Linked DNA regions of Homo sapiens: region 1 is linked to region 2. Evidence: chromatin loops called from intact Hi-C (ENCODE). Cell type or tissue: endothelial cell of umbilical vein. All regions are shown on one strand.

Region 1 (8,000 bases), 340 kb after region 2:
AGATAAAGTTGTGGCATCATGAAAATAGTTAACTCTGTAGTCAGAGAAGCCCAATTCCCAGTTGGAGCATTGTGCCTTTGAGCTATGCCTAGAAGGCCAATTTATTGAATCTCTCTTAATCTTAGTTTCTTAACATTCAAAAGGAAATACATATTTCTGCCTCACAATGTTATTATTAGTACTATATGTAATGGCTCTAACACACAGTAAATGCCCAATAAATGATGTTTTTCAAAATGTCTGTCAGTAGAAGAAAAAAAAACATTTATCTTATTCGTGCTTTGTGATTTAGCTAAACAAAATTCTCTTGTATATCTTCTATATCACGGAGGCTACTTTTATGTTTTCATCATGCAAACTAACTAGAGTTCTGATGTCATACTCCATCTTGGCAGAAATATTGTAATTGTAACCTGTCAAGGTATTTGCCACTTAGTTTATGCAAGAGTCTCCATTGTTAAACCTCCTTCTACCTCATCTTCTCTATTCCAACCCTTGGGCTTAGAGGGATCATTTATGCCCTCTGCTATTCCAAAAGTGACAGTCTTCACTCTGCCCTGGGGTTTCCTTCATCACTAGAATTGACTCATTAGACAGCATTAAAATTCATGGTGGTGGTAACAAGGAATCTTCAGCAATTATCAGGAATAACCTCCACTTGGCAAGGAATCCATTGTAGTAAATAACTTTTCACTGAAAAACCATTAAATAAAATGTCATGTAGATGTTTAACCATGGAATAAGAGATAACAATAGTAAAAATAAGTGAAGACTGGAACCTCAAATTCAAACAGTTTGTGTAACAAATGTGTTGAAACATCGAGTAGTTGCACTAGCAACATGGAAAGGTGCCATCTATATCCTAAGGGGTTATGACAATAAAACTCCTGATCTGTTGATGTGTTTTGGTTATGAACCCAGTAACAGTTTTAATTGTCTTATAATTATAGGAGGGGATATGGAATTAGAAAAGAAGGGTCTCTGTTACACATCTGTTGACTATGCAGTACGGCTAGGAAGGGCTTTCATTTTTAGGACAAAATATTCAGTTCAATTATCAATAAGCACTTATTAATTAGCAGTAAATTTAATATAATAAAAAGCTAACACATGGGTAGGAGCAATGAAAGGCTTTGAAATATAGTATTATTCCGGCCGGGCGCGGACCATCCTGGCTAACACGGTGAAACCCCGTCTCTACCAAAAATACAAAAAACTAGCCGGGCGTGGTGGTGGGTGTCTGTAGTCCCAGCTACTCTGGAGGCTGAGGCAGGAGAAGGGCGTGAACCCGGGAGGCGGAGCTTGCAGTGAGCGGAGATCGCGCCACTGCATTCCAGCGTGGGCGACAGAGCGAGACTCCGTCTCAAAAAAAAATATATATATACTATGTATAGTATATATATATATATATATAGTATTATTCCCTACAATGTTAAAATATATTATATATATGTGTGTATATATATATACACACTATAGTGTGTGTGTGTGTATTCAACATATATAATATCACGATTTTATTATATAGGTATTTTATGTCAGCATCTTCGTCATAACAAAATTGTAACATTTATGCATACAGCAACAAATGAGAATGCAAAAATAGACCTTAATTTCAGAGTCAGAATATTCCTGCCTTCTATTGGTAACAGTTAGATATTTGCGAAAGAACCATAGTCTACAACTAAATTCTCAAAGACAGAACCATATGAACTATAATTTTATATGCTTTTAATTGGCAATTTTTAATACCTCATACTGTAATGGTGACTTTTTTATGCTAGAATACCTCCTCCGATTTTTCCTCCTGAGAAGGTGCACCACATATCATATGGCTGATTCCTGGCATTTTAATTTCAACCACCCTGGCTTTCGAAAAACACTGTACAACTCACAGTTTCTGTTTTTCTATCACTGTAACAGCTTTTTGAGATATGCAGCCATACACACTGTGCATTTCAGATTAGAATCTGTCCTCCACCCACCGCCAACATTTTTAATCATTTAGCTTTCTAGGAGCTTCATCATTTCTGTTAATGGAGAGAAGACATTTAAACATGTATGTAATAATTGTATTTGCAGTCTGATCCCTACTCTAACTCTAGCACAAGGACATTTGGTCATACATATTATGGCACCTTCTTTACCGTATCGCTTACTATTCGTTAAACAAGAGAGATTATTTTTTCATCTCTAAGATGATAAAATAACACACATATTTGGGGATTAAATTACTTGACATATCTGTCTCAGAAATAATTTCCTTTAGATAGCTGTACTATTTACTTTCTAGTGATTAACAACTCATTCAGAAAACACATTTTGTCATTTGAATTGGCGATTTTAATTTTGCCAGAGATTTTGAAACCAGCTGTACAAATTGACTTGAAACAGTTTTGTATTTTTCCTTAACAGTAGAGTCTCAACCTTTCCAACTGTTTTTAAAGTGACAAAGGACAATTATAAAATTCCACTAATATTTTTGTGTTGGTTATTTTAATAAAGATTGTGCTTATCTTTTCACTCAAAATAACAAGGGGACTCAAAATAACAGTAAATGATCATAATAAAATCACTTTTCTAAAAATAATTCCCTATGTAACTATACCCCTCCAAGTAATATTTCAATGTAGATATAACCAATATAGGTTATTTTCCCTCGACATCATTTTGGGAGATAATTTTTAAAAATTAACATTTCACACAATGTTCAATATGAACCTTATGTTTTAATTCAACTGAGTAACTGTTGTATTCAAGAAAGAAATAATAAAATTTTTAAAGCTTTTACTTTTCAAAAGATTAGTTTTCAAAAATAGAAAGTAGTTTATCCTTTCTACAAATATTCACTGCCATCATCACCTTTTCATGTATTAGTAATTGAGATATTTTTGATACATCTTAATCTATAGATTGATTTGAAAAAATATATAAATCTATTTCGAATACACATTTGTTTTAATGCATATATGAGGAGAATCAGAGTGATTCCTCTCTCAAACTTATAAAAATTTAAAACCCAAGCATATGACCAATAGAGAGTTTGAAATTTATGCCAAATCTGGTTTCAAATACACTTTCTCTGCACATTTTTCTGATCCTGTTAGTTTTATTTCCTCTGGGAGGATAATGCAAAAAACTTGGAACTTACTGTTGATTTTATTTTCTATGTGTTAATATAAATATATACATGTTGAGCTAATAACATGAAGTGAATATATTTTTTTGGTCTAGAAATGAGTTTCACAATAAGAGAAAAAATATTGGGCCGGGCACGGTGGCTCACGCCTGTAATCCCAGCACTTTGGGAGGCCAAGGCAGGTGGATCATGAGGTCAGGAGATCGAGACCATCCTGGCTAACATGGAGAAACCCCGTCTCTACTAAAAATACGAAAATGAGGCGGGCGTGGTGGCATGTGCCCGTAGTCCCAGCTACTCGGGAGGCTGAGGCAGGACAATCACTTGAACCTGGGAGGCAGAGGTTGCAGTGAGCCGAGATCACGCTATTGCACTCCAACCTGGGTGACAGAGTGAGACTCTGTCTCAAAAAAAATAAACAATACAAAATATTGAAGAATAATTTCTCAATCTGTACTGCTGGATTGGTGAAAATATATTTACTTAGAAAAACATGTGATTATGGCAAATTGTGGAATGATGAGATGGAAAATATAGGCCCAAATTTAAAACTATGGCAAAAAGAAAACATTTTAAAATTCATTTCCAGCAGACTAGAATTTAGTCTTCAAAGACTCCAAAGTCAAGTCATTAAATAATAAGGCAGTTTTTATTGGGTAGAAATGCGGGATATGCAATATAATTAGATAGTAGGCCCTGGAGGATTTACAGGATTTAGGAATTTTTTAGAGTTAAAGAGCTAAATAAGTCAGTATTAAAAGACCTACCCTTGATATGAATAAATCCCACATCTGTAAGCTGTTTTGGAATTTTGCTTTGAACCTTGTGAGATGCTGAAATGCAACAGTCCTTTCCCTCCAGTGGGCTTCATTTATCTTTAGTTATATTGGACAGTTGTGTGGTGTGCCTTTCCACTCTCCCTTTCTCTTTATATATATATTAAATGTCTTTTTCTTTAAATGTATGTACCAAATCATTTAAATTAAGTGCTAACATATTTTCAATACCAAGAGATTATTTTCAGATTTTAAATGTTGCATCACAGAAATTTTGTACCACTTTCTTTCTCTTGATTTAAAATGGAAATATATTTCTTTCACAACTTGCCTTCTCAACATAGGTATAATTTTTCAAAGTATTTATAATGAACTTTTAATTTAGGAAGGGAAAACAAAAACAATCTGATTCAACATGTGATAGGGAATTTTTTAGGCACAAAATTCAATAACGGACCAAAATACGTTTTGTACTCCGATAGGCATTCTGAGGCATTGTTTAGATTTATTATATTTCTCTCCAGTTCAATCTCATCTTGTAGCTTTTCTTGTCTCCCATGGGCCCATTTCTCTTGGTTTGCTTTGTCTTCAGGTCTATATCTGGAAATCTCCTTTCTTTATTTTCCCTTATTCTTTCTGTACAAGAGGTTTCTTTATTTAAGCGCTTTCTAGTCATTTTAATGTTTTTAAACAAATAAAAGAGGGCTGCGTGCATGTATTAATCCATTTTTAATAGCCACTACTGAAAGACGGGGCATTTTCTTGGTGTTGTTTTGAATTGCTATTATCTAAAAAGAGGTTTATTTTTATCAATATCTATTGTGACATCCAGTTAAAATGACAAAGACTCCCACGCTGAGCAAACTGAAGCAACCCTTGAGTTCACTGAATAAAAGCCTGAGACTGGCAGCAGAGGATTTTTAAAATATATTTTTGTTCATATTCTATTGATGCTATGGTTCCCCTTAAATAATTTTCATGTACTATTAAGAGAACATGGTATTTAGTATACAGATAACTTTTTCACAATGTTATTAAGTTATGTAAGAGTTGGTGCATTGCTGCCATCTATGGACAGAAAAGTGAATATTAATTTTAACTCTAAATTGACATTTTTACATATATGTACATTACCTTTTATAAACCTCTAGAGAATAATTATACATTTATTAATACATGCAGAGAGAGTCTACTTACTAACATCTATTAAAGTTCTGAAAATAATTAATCTGAGAGAAACCAATTCAGGGAGCACAGGTACCAATATCATAGCACTGTATGGCTATAGTGTATTAGCTGACAAATATTTTCACATACCCATCTTTCAAGATTATACAGGGAAGAAATACAATTATTTATTAGCCTCACTTTAGAAATCAAGACGCTGAGGCTAAGAGAGTGTCAGTGATTTTGTCAAGTCACTGAACTGATCAAGGAAAGAATTTGCTTGAAAGCGTCTACTGGTCCATTCTCTGGGATCTCTTTGTAATCCTTCACAGTGCCTGGACTTTCATAACACTTACTCCTTAGTCCTTGCTCAAGTAAACCGTTAAGTATTGGCCATTGTTACATAATCAGAGCTCTGTTCATTCATTCGCAAATATTTGAGGATCTACTCAGAAGCAGAAAGTGTTCTAGGAATTGAGAGACTGCTGGGATCAGGAAAGACAAGGTCCCTGAATTCTTTAAGTTCACGTTTTAGTGCAGAGAGATAGAACAAAAGTGTGTACATAAATGGATGGTCAAGATCACTTCAGAAAGTGGTAAGACCTATTCAAAAAGTATAACTGAGTGATATGATAGCAAAGATCAGGCATTGCTAATCATTATGGAAATATAAAAGAAATAAAAGTGCAGTCAATCCTTTCAGGAAATTATAACCAAATTAATAAGGCAAAACAAATGATGCTATAAATTATGGTACAATACAACAATATGAATATCAGAAAATAGTTTGAAAAAGCACGTCACTGTATTTATATCTCACCCTGTGCTTTACAGGTACCGAATTAATAAAGCTCAGTACTGGCTAGAATGCTAAAGGATGGCTTCATAAAGGTCAGAGGTCTCAGCGAAATCACAAAAATTGTTATGACTACATTACTGAGGCAGAGGAAACATTTTTTGCAAAGGCTTGAATCTGGGGAATAATGAACAAATGAACCTTGTAGGATAAAGATACAGAAGCATATATATTTTCCAACATAGGCATTTAGAGCAACCTCAGGCTTTTTTAGATATTGCATTTCCCAAACCTTGCAGGTTTCTATTTTTGGCCTTGGCTCAGTTTCTAGAACCACATTTCTAAAAGAGTCTTATTTTGATCAAATTGGAGTTGTCTTTTTAAAAAAACAAAAATCCCATAATATTGATTATTTTTATGTGTGTATTCTGATTTACATTCCTGAAATACTTAAGAAGTACTGATTGAAAAATATAGCGAGGAAATTAGCATGTAAAAGGAAATATAACGTATCAAGTAAAAAATTAAGTAAATCAAGTAAATATCTGCTAATATGTGGTGGTCTCTGTATGATGTGGGGATTTCTTATTGAAATATTTCATCCTTCTTGTAACTGAATGTAACTTTCTATAATATGTCATAAAATATCTTATTTTTGTTTATTGATGAATTCAACTTCAATTCCAATAACAATAATTGATTACTTAGAAAAATATATGCACAGAGTCTTTGTATTCTAGGAAACCATAAACTAGTATGAGAAATTACGTATTTTTTGGAAATAAAAGATACAATTTTATTTCCTTGTTGTTAAGGGCTCCTCATTCCATTTCTAAAGTGCATCATTGAGGAATGTAACACTTTTCTAAATGTAAAGAATTCAGATCAAGTAGCCATAAGCAAATACATGGTAACTTTCTTCCTCTTTATTATGTTAGGTATGAAGGTAGGCACATAGATGTTTGAGATAGTGCCAATAGTTTTAAATGATTTGTAGATATATATTTACTTCCAAGTTACGTTCACAGAGTAGACATTTATCATTGAACTGGTTAATTGGTTCAGTGTAAATAATCCACCCTGAATCTAAAACTCAAAGTGGTTCTTTGGGTATGTAATTGAGCCAATGAATTGACAAATTGTCAGTTCATCTCTCTATGCAATTTGGCTGCACTTGACTCTCTGTATAAAGCAATGATACTAATTGAAAGCACTAGTACATTTAGCCATTACTCAGACACGACACACAGCAATAAACCAAATTTTCTAGTTTTATTCATCTATCATGAATAATATTATTGCTATGAAATGCATTATGCAAGCTATGTTCTATTTTCTTCAAAAATTACATAAAATGAAATCTGAACCACATATTTTTACAGCACATGCTATAATGAGCATTTTTTATTCAAGTCCTTTCAATGTTTTGCCCTGCTATTGAAACCTGACTGTTTTTTTTACTCCATTACTAACTTAAAATGATTGACATTGTTAAGAAAAGGACTATAATATACTGCATCTGAACTTTTTGATTTAAGTATTACTGTAAATAATCCTGCGCATGCCAGGGAAGCATGGATAACACTTCCTTCAGTTCTATTTCTAATTTTCTTAAAATACCAGGAGATGCTCTGCATTTTGTTCCTCCACATCAACTTTGTATCCATTATTTCCTCTTGTTTTTCTGAGTATGTCTGATTTCTTGCAACATTTGTTTTCTTATAGTTTTGTGATATACACACATACAGAGACATATGTAAATCAATTTAAGAGTAGGGTGTAGTAAAAGAAAGTTTTCTCATAGAAGGTATATTTCTGCTTTGAGGATTATTCATTAAAGTCTAATATATTATATATGTATTAAAGTCTAATATAGTTTATATATATATATATATAGAGAGAGAGAGAGAGAGAGAGATACTATGTATCAGTCTAATATATTAAAGATAAAGGGCAGGGAAGAAGGGAGGCAGGGAGTGAGGGAGAATGTTCCAGGACAAGAAATGAAAAATGAGAAAGACACATATGCAAAAATATAAAGGCATGGATAAGTTTAAGGTCTTATAGCAGCATCAATTAATATCAATTAATTTCTGGAGCATAAGATGCATGAAGAAAAATA
Region 2 (8,000 bases):
GAAAAATAGCAGTGTGAAAATTATGTAATATTAAATTATCACGGAGAAAAATAACAGAAGCTTACATATTTAAACATGTAAAACTTTAAATTTAATTATTATATTATATAGTTGCAATAGAAAAGTATGAGTATTGATAAAATATTAAAATAAAACGGCTTCTTTGAAATAAAATATTCTTTTCTGAAACTTCTAAATAATGTTTCCAGTTAACTTATTAAAAATAAAATAGACAAGAATAAAATTTACATTGACTTCAAAATTAGCCAACAAATTCATATCTCTGTGTGTGTGTGTGTGTGTGTGTGTGTGTGTGTTTAACAAGTGTTTATATAAGCATACACGTATTCCTGTACTTGTAGGCTATATATGTCCATATTTGTATATAAATTTATACTCAAGGAGAAAACAGTTTGACTGTGTGTATATATATTTACATATATTACTATGTGTGTGCACAAGTAATATACTACAGATTGAAAAAGATTTGTTAAATATATTTAGGCTAAATAATGTAATAATTCAAGTGCATAGTTATTGTTCATACTTAAGATGAAAATAATCTTCTAAGATCACTGGCTACTAGTGGTGGGACATTGAGTCAGTTACTAAGCCTCTCTGTGTTATGGTTTCTTGGTTCTATGGGGATAATAGTATCTACCTACCTAGAACAGTGACTCCAGATACTAAGAACCAAGACTACTTCATAGGCATTAAACAACAGTACAATCACTAAAAAGAGATTCACGCTTGGAGTTTTATGCTCTCTAGTCATGTCTTGAAATGCTTAATATTTTTCTCTTTGAATTTGTGCTTTGTACATGAAGCAGGATGAAAGAGCAACAAGGATGGGCACTAGAGCCTCTACTGAGGTACAATCGGCCTCTTTCCCATTTCCAGAGATGGGTCCTTGGTCTCTTGCTTCTTCCACGCCTAGAATGAAAACCCTGACTAGCCTCCTCCCTCTCCCTGTCCCCACCCCAGAACTACTAGGGGTCCCCTTTTCCTTCAAGTTGTCTGAGGGTGGGCATAGTGAGGGTCCACGTCAGGCACGTGAGCCAGGCTGCATCAGGATGCCTGGGGAAGGGCCGTGGCCACCCCTCCAGGCTGGCAGCACCACGGTGTATCTGGTCGTCTGCCTGGAAGCCACGTCAGGGCAAGGACTGGCCTCTCTCCTAGCCCGACCAATTCAATGGATCACTTGCAGCTCAGAATTTGAAAGATGCTTTAGGCTTGCCTATCTGCCCTAGGTTGAGGCGGCAGACCTGTGGGAAGAGAAAAGGGCTGGTTCTACACCCTCAGATTTATTTCTGAGCCTAGGTACAGCTGATGAGACCAGCGACTGGTTGGAGGATATTTAAGGCTGGATGTTTTATGGCATGGGCCCATGGGCCTATGCAGATCTGCAACCACCTAGGGAATATATCCATGCCAGGAGTACTTTCTGGTTCTTTATCTGGGAAGAGCCTCTCTTTCTCTTCTAAACCCTCTTGAATCTGGCTTGTGTTTGTCTCTGTTGCTCAGTATGAGGCAACAACCTCCAGCCATGGACTAAGAAAAAGAATTGTGTCATTTCAATAATTCAGCATACAAATACTCTGATATTTTCATTTTAAACTCTCATTGAACAATATAAAGATGAAAGGTAAAATCCATGTTAATAATTTAAATTTTTAATTGCTTTTTTCCTTAGAACAATTAAATAGTAAATAATAATAATAATAATAATAAAACACCATGACAATTTGAGAGAGGGAGGAAAGAGGAAAGGGGAGAGAGAAAAAGAAAGGAAACAAGCTTGTTTGTTTGTTTGTTTGTTTGTTTTAAAGATGAAGTTTCCTTCCTGTTGCCCAGGCTGAAGTGCAGTGTCGCCATCTCGGCTCACTGCAACCTCCTCCTTCCTAGTTCAAGTGATTCTCCTGCCTCAACCTCCCGAGTAGCTGGGATTACAAGAGTCTGCTACCACGCCTGGCTACGTTTTTCTATTTTTGGTAGAGATAGGGTTTCACCATGTTGGCCAGGCTGGTCTCAAACTCCTGACCTCCAGTGATCCATCTGCCTTGGCTTCTCAAAGTGCTGGGATTACAGGCATGAGCCACAGCGCCCAGCGAGGAAACAAGATTTATTTATTTATGTTGAGACGAAGTTTTGCTCTTGTTGCCCAGGCTGGAGTGCAATGGCATGATCTCGGCTCACCGCAACCTCCGCCTCGTAGGTTCAAACAATTCTCCTGCCTCAGCCTCCAGAGTAGCTGGGATTACAAGCATGCACCACCATGCCCAGCTAATTTTGTATTTTTAGTAGAGATGGGGTTTCTCCATTTTAGTCAGGCTGGTCTCTAACTCCCGACCTCAGGTGATCTGCCTGCCTCAGCCTCCTAAAATGCTGGGATTACAGGCGTGAGCCACCGTGCCTGTCCCCAGAAAATAAGTTTAATACATACCTTTAATAATACTTCCTTGCTGCTTTTTGAATAAGAAGCTAGGCATATTCATTTTGCATAGGAGCCCACAGTTTATGTAGCTGCCTCTGATAAGAAACCGTATTTGTCAGCTCTTATTATTATAAAGGCTCTTTTTCTTATTTAGGGCAGATTTTGTGGCAAATTTGCACAATTATTAGCACAATATTTACAGTAAAACTACATACATCTTTCTTTTCAATTTGATTGTTTCAAATTTAACACAATTTTCTTAGTTTTTTATTTCCAATTTAGTGTGAATTAATAAATTCATTGTTGTATACACAAATGTATAGTTGGAGTAATAACATGATTCCCATTTATACTTCTATTGAACACTGAAAGTTGGTGATGAGAAAATGGAAGATAAATATGGAATAAAGCCATAAGTATGCAATGCAAATTATGAATAGTAAATTGGACACATTGATTAGATTCCTAGAAGATGTAATATATTGAATAAAGAAGTCTGTCAACTAAGTTTTTGACAGGTGTCAAATACACAGAACTATTTTTTAAAATGAGATTAAGTAATTGGCAGAATATGCTATGTGCATTTTTTATGTTAAGTATAATTCTGTAACTTTATTAAAATGAAGACTACTTCAGCAATTGATAGTTTTTCAAAAATAAGTTACCTTAAAGATTCATCTCTCTCGTTGTGGTCCATATTCAGTCATGTATTCAAGATTTATTACATGGTTACCTTTATTTTGTAAGACCATAGTATCACTGCGTTCTTTATAATAAAGGACTGATGCATTCCGTGTAGGTTGAGGATAAAAGGCCATACTTTTTCTGTATTTTTAATATGGCCATGTGAAAGAATCAATTGTTTTGCTGCTTAGAAGTTTAACATTAATATAATAGGAAGATTTGTAGATATGGGCTCAAAATCTTCTTGAGTTAAAGTTGCCACCCAAAATCTTACGATGTAGGTGACTTCAGGAAGGAAATTAACATCTCTGAACCTCAGTTTTTATAATTGTCACATGGGGATAATAACACTTACTGTGTGGTACATAGAATGTGGGAAGCTATATAAAAAATAGTAAATAGGAAAACATTCTCTACACTTTGATAGACTAATCAAATGAAAGTTTCACTAACATTAATGGAATGACTTTCACTGTGGCTTGATTTGTACATATCCAGAAGAATAACATTAGTAGCCCAGTATGCTTCTATGACAATTTAGTGTATGCCAATCATTTTACATTTATCAGTTTCTCTCTTTGCCATTGGTATGTGAGTGGCAGAACAGTTATCTATATTAGATCTGTGAGGAAACTGGGTTACAAAAAGTGAAAATATTTGCCTGAGATCATAGAATCGTTGAGTTTCAGAAGTGGAAAAAGTGAATATGTACTCTAACTTCCTCATTTTGCAGATAAGAAAACTGAAGCCCTGAGAAAATCAATGAATGCTTCATGGTATATTGAAAGGGCAATTACATTACTACATGTTTTCATCTGGTCATTCTTTTTTTCTTTCTTATTCATCCAGTCCTTATAATGATAATAATTCAATTATGTAGTATCTTCTTCAGTGGAAACAAAGCTTATCAATCAACCAAATAAAATTATGATATATGTTGGTAAAGCACAAAAAATAATATTCATAAGTTTAAATTTTGTATTCATTCACTCATAACAAAAAAGTAAACAAATATAAGACTTGCTGTCAATTTTAAGAAGTGCCATAAAGAAAATTAATCAGTTGTCAAGACATGGAACAAAGGGATAGAAGGAAATAAAGTTGCTCATTTAAAATGGGTGGTTGGAGAAGGCTTCTTTGATGAGGTGTCATTTGAGTTATTTTGGATGAAAGGGTTAACCATAAAAAGTGAACTTTAAGTAGAAAAACAGTTATTGAAAAGATAAGATACTTTAATTGTATTTGAAATGCAATGGAAAGCTATGGAAGGGTTATACATAGAAAAATATCATGGTGCGTTGTACATTTTTAAAGGATCAGTAGACAATGATCAGAGGAAGCAGGTAAAATAAGAAACTATTGGAGTAGTTCAGATGAGAGGTGATGGTGACTTGGTGTGTATGTCTGATTGTGCAGCTTGTGTACTGCACACCTCTAGGTGGTGCCATTCTCCTAGACTGCAAAGTGTATGGTCTCCTAAAGAGTTGTACAATTAAAACCTGTAAAACTGTACACAATGATGCTGTTTACAGGGGCCGGGGGATGCAGCAGTGGTAAATGGACAGAATTGGCAGAACCAATACATACAGCAGAATAACTTATGCTTTTAATTGTATGGACATTGGTGGGGAGAAATGGGAGAATTTATATCTCTTTTACAACTTAGCAGATATTGGTGCTATTACATAGCTCTTGAATGCTTCTATAATTTCCTTTCTATATTCATTGTTTTCATAAACCATTGAATACATTATAAAATCCAATTGTTAAAATGGTTTCTAAATTTTTTAGAAGCCCTGGACTAATTTTTGCCATATGGATATGAAATGAATTTCATTTGTTAACATGAAAAAATTCTATAAAAGATTAGCTTAACAAATTGGAAACAATATGATCTTTCAAAAATTCAAGCTATACACAGTAAGTGGTCAATAGCTATTTATTGATGGTGATGATGTTGTCTGCCCTTTGAAGGGCTGTTAATAATACAATGCAAACAATGTGCTGTTAAAATCACTTGAATGGGTTATTTAATAATATGATTAGACTAATTTACTGCAAGATTGAAATTCTTATCTGGCATTAATATGGACACTAGACTAGGCCTTGAAAAGAGTCACATAATACACAGTACATTTTTCAGAAGATTTGCTTTTGTATATTCATGTAATTTGGCATTGAAATATTGGTTTAACCTATTATTGAATTCAAAATGTTGTGATTTCAGGCCTTCTCTATCGAGAAGTCACTTTTTTTTTCTTCCCAACAAAGCAAAACATATTGGTTCTTTGTAGGGTTTAACATATTAACTTGGTCTTAGAGGACTGGTATTTTAAAAAGGAAAACAAATAACTTCATTGTAAGGAGAATCTTCAGGGCTCTCTTTGAGAGGATTGGCAATTCATCCAATATTTTACTGCTGTCACTCTGTAATCTGTTGATTGGTGTTCATAATTCTTCACAGAGATATTGTAAAGATTAATGAAACAGAGTTTGTAAAGTATTTTATCTCCACAAACGCTAGTTCTGTGAGCTGAACGTTTAGAAGCCTCATTATACACAGGCTATACCGTGCCAGAACTCTTAAACTGTTAGTAAAATCTCTTAAGTGTTGTTCTTTATCATTGCTGTCTCAATAATGCAGGGCTGTGCCTATCATATCAGTTTTTGTCTCTTCAGGACTGTTTAAGCGTACTACTATTGATACTTGACATTTATCAGAGTTACAGTGATCCTTTTAAATTTGGAGGGTATAGAATTTGTATTTTATCTTTTAGTGTCGTCTAATAATGTCAAGCTCTATATAAGCACAACCCAGAATTACATAAAGAGCAATGCTCTTTAAAGTCTAGCCTCTGTATCATGAACCTCCCAAAGGTTTGCATTAAAAAATAATGCAGTATGTTCCTCTCCCCAAACAGCTTCAAAGTATAGAAAGCTTAATTAAAATGCCTAAAAGGTAGTACCTCATATCAACGCAACTTCTTGCATCATTAATTCCATAATATAATTTCTTCTGGAAAAAATCTTTAATTTCTAGAAGAAAGCAAACATAAACTTTCTTCATATTATTTAAGTCTACCTTGGAGTAGAAGGGATGAAGCATAGAGAGGTGAGGGAATTCTAGAGTAACCAAACAAACACTATTATTGTGAGTGATAGGGGAAGTGGTTGGATCCTCACTCACAGTTGCTCATAGGTTTCCAGGAACGGTCATGCTTAGGAGGGAATCAATACCACTGAGAAGATACCAAAATACACAACAATGTTCAGTCACTTACATGATAATGTTTCTTCGGAGGAGGAAATTTAAGCTAATCTTGTATAAGTCTCATTTTTGTTGTAAAATTTGATTTTTCTTGCTATGGTTGGAAGAATGCAATAACATTGTATGTTCTGAAAAATGTAGCTCTTTCAATTGTGTCATACAATTCATATAATGTATTTATTTGGCTTTATGATGTAAGAAATGTCGTCCTATTTCAAATAAAGAATTTGTGTAACTTTTTTGTAGTTTTCTGACTTGTTATACACTTGACAAAATATTTTCTAACATAAGAGTTTCTGATATATATATACATATCAGAATATGTATGTATATATTCCTTTCCCCAAACAGCTTGCATATATATGCATGTGTGTGTGTGTGGGTGTGTGTGTGTGTATACCTAAACAAACTGAGGAAGAAAAGGTAGTGAAGAAACTGGGGGAAACAAGATGAGACACATAAAAATAGATATAAAATGTGAAGATCTATAGCCATCCTAATTTTGTTATACTTTAAAATAATGCCTTTATTGTAGTCAAATGTTTGTGTTTAATAAAGATATATTTTTAAAATACAAACTGTCATTTTAATTAGAAAGTGATCATGTTGCTTATATTTTAAACCACTATTCATGCTGTAATCATCTTTTAAATAATCAAAAACAAAGACTATGTTTCTATAGTACATTATCTTAAAAAACAGTCTATGTTTAATGTGACTACCTGCTTTTTGTGAGAAGAAAACATTTTATGGACATGTCTTTTTAGTGTAAATTTAGATAAATTTATTCTAAATAAAATATTTTTATAAATACATCTATATTTCAAATTACAACATTATCAACTACCATTTACAAAGATCTTTGATTGCTTGTAATCCTCAGATTTAGTTAAATTAAAAGGACTCAGTGTAAATAAATAAATCCTCATAAAAGCAATCCAGATACAAAATTCTGTTTTCTTTTGATGAAATATTCTACTTACATTTACTATTTTAAAATATGTATTCTAAAAGCATTTTGCAATAATATAAATTTATGTTTCATTTTTGATAAATTTCCTGTAAATCTTAAAGTACGTTTATCATGATAGCAGTATTTGAAGGGACCCTATATCAGGTATTCCAAAATGCTACTTTCCAGAAGTTTTCTACCAGGATAAGTGGGGAATAATTTAAGGATTAAAGAAACTGAGTGATAATTTCTGAATATCGCTACAGGACAAATAACTGAGAGTTCTCTTTGAGTATGATCACTGGTAACGAAATTTGATGATGTATCAAAGGATAGTTTTTAAAAGCTGACAATAATTTAAAACCTTATAAGCTTGCAAAAGTTAAAAATCAACTTTTACTAGTTAGAATATTCGGCATTCTATCGGTAATATTGAAGATTTGTAACAATAAGTTTGACTCTAACAGGATTCTGAAAACGAGACTGTCAGAAAGGGGAAAAGCGCCACCTATTGATCCGAATATGCAAATTATGTACTGGTTTTTGAAGTAGCTGTGTAAAGCAAAAGAATTTTGGAGCTTTGCTTTGGAGCAAAAAAATTTACTAAGTTGAAAACTTAACTCCTTAATATAAAATTACTTAAGTCATAGTCATTCTCCAGA

The links. Hi-C counts contacts between places; a loop is a spot of excess contacts. Peaks named below come from ENCODE experiments on the same cell type or tissue, not always from the same donor. Only the 100,000 strongest peaks of a DNase experiment are listed, where the experiment ranks them.
Region 1: a loop joins it to region 2, with 9 times the contacts of the local background. A loop is called at or near these places in 12 of 110 quality-filtered maps.

Annotation. Positions count from the first base shown.
Region 1 is chr13:70,620,451-70,628,450 of GRCh38, reverse strand. No RefSeq gene overlaps it. Among named protein-coding and RNA genes, the nearest start is that of LINC00348, 390 kb to the left of the region's middle. In endothelial cell of umbilical vein, no CTCF peak of the experiment used is centred here; a DNase peak (open chromatin) is centred at 4,970.
Region 2 is chr13:70,960,883-70,968,882 of GRCh38, reverse strand. No RefSeq gene overlaps it. Among named protein-coding and RNA genes, the nearest start is that of LINC00348, 50 kb to the left of the region's middle. In endothelial cell of umbilical vein, CTCF peaks have their summits at 4,344, 4,549 (motif pointing right) and 7,806; a DNase peak (open chromatin) is centred at 7,842.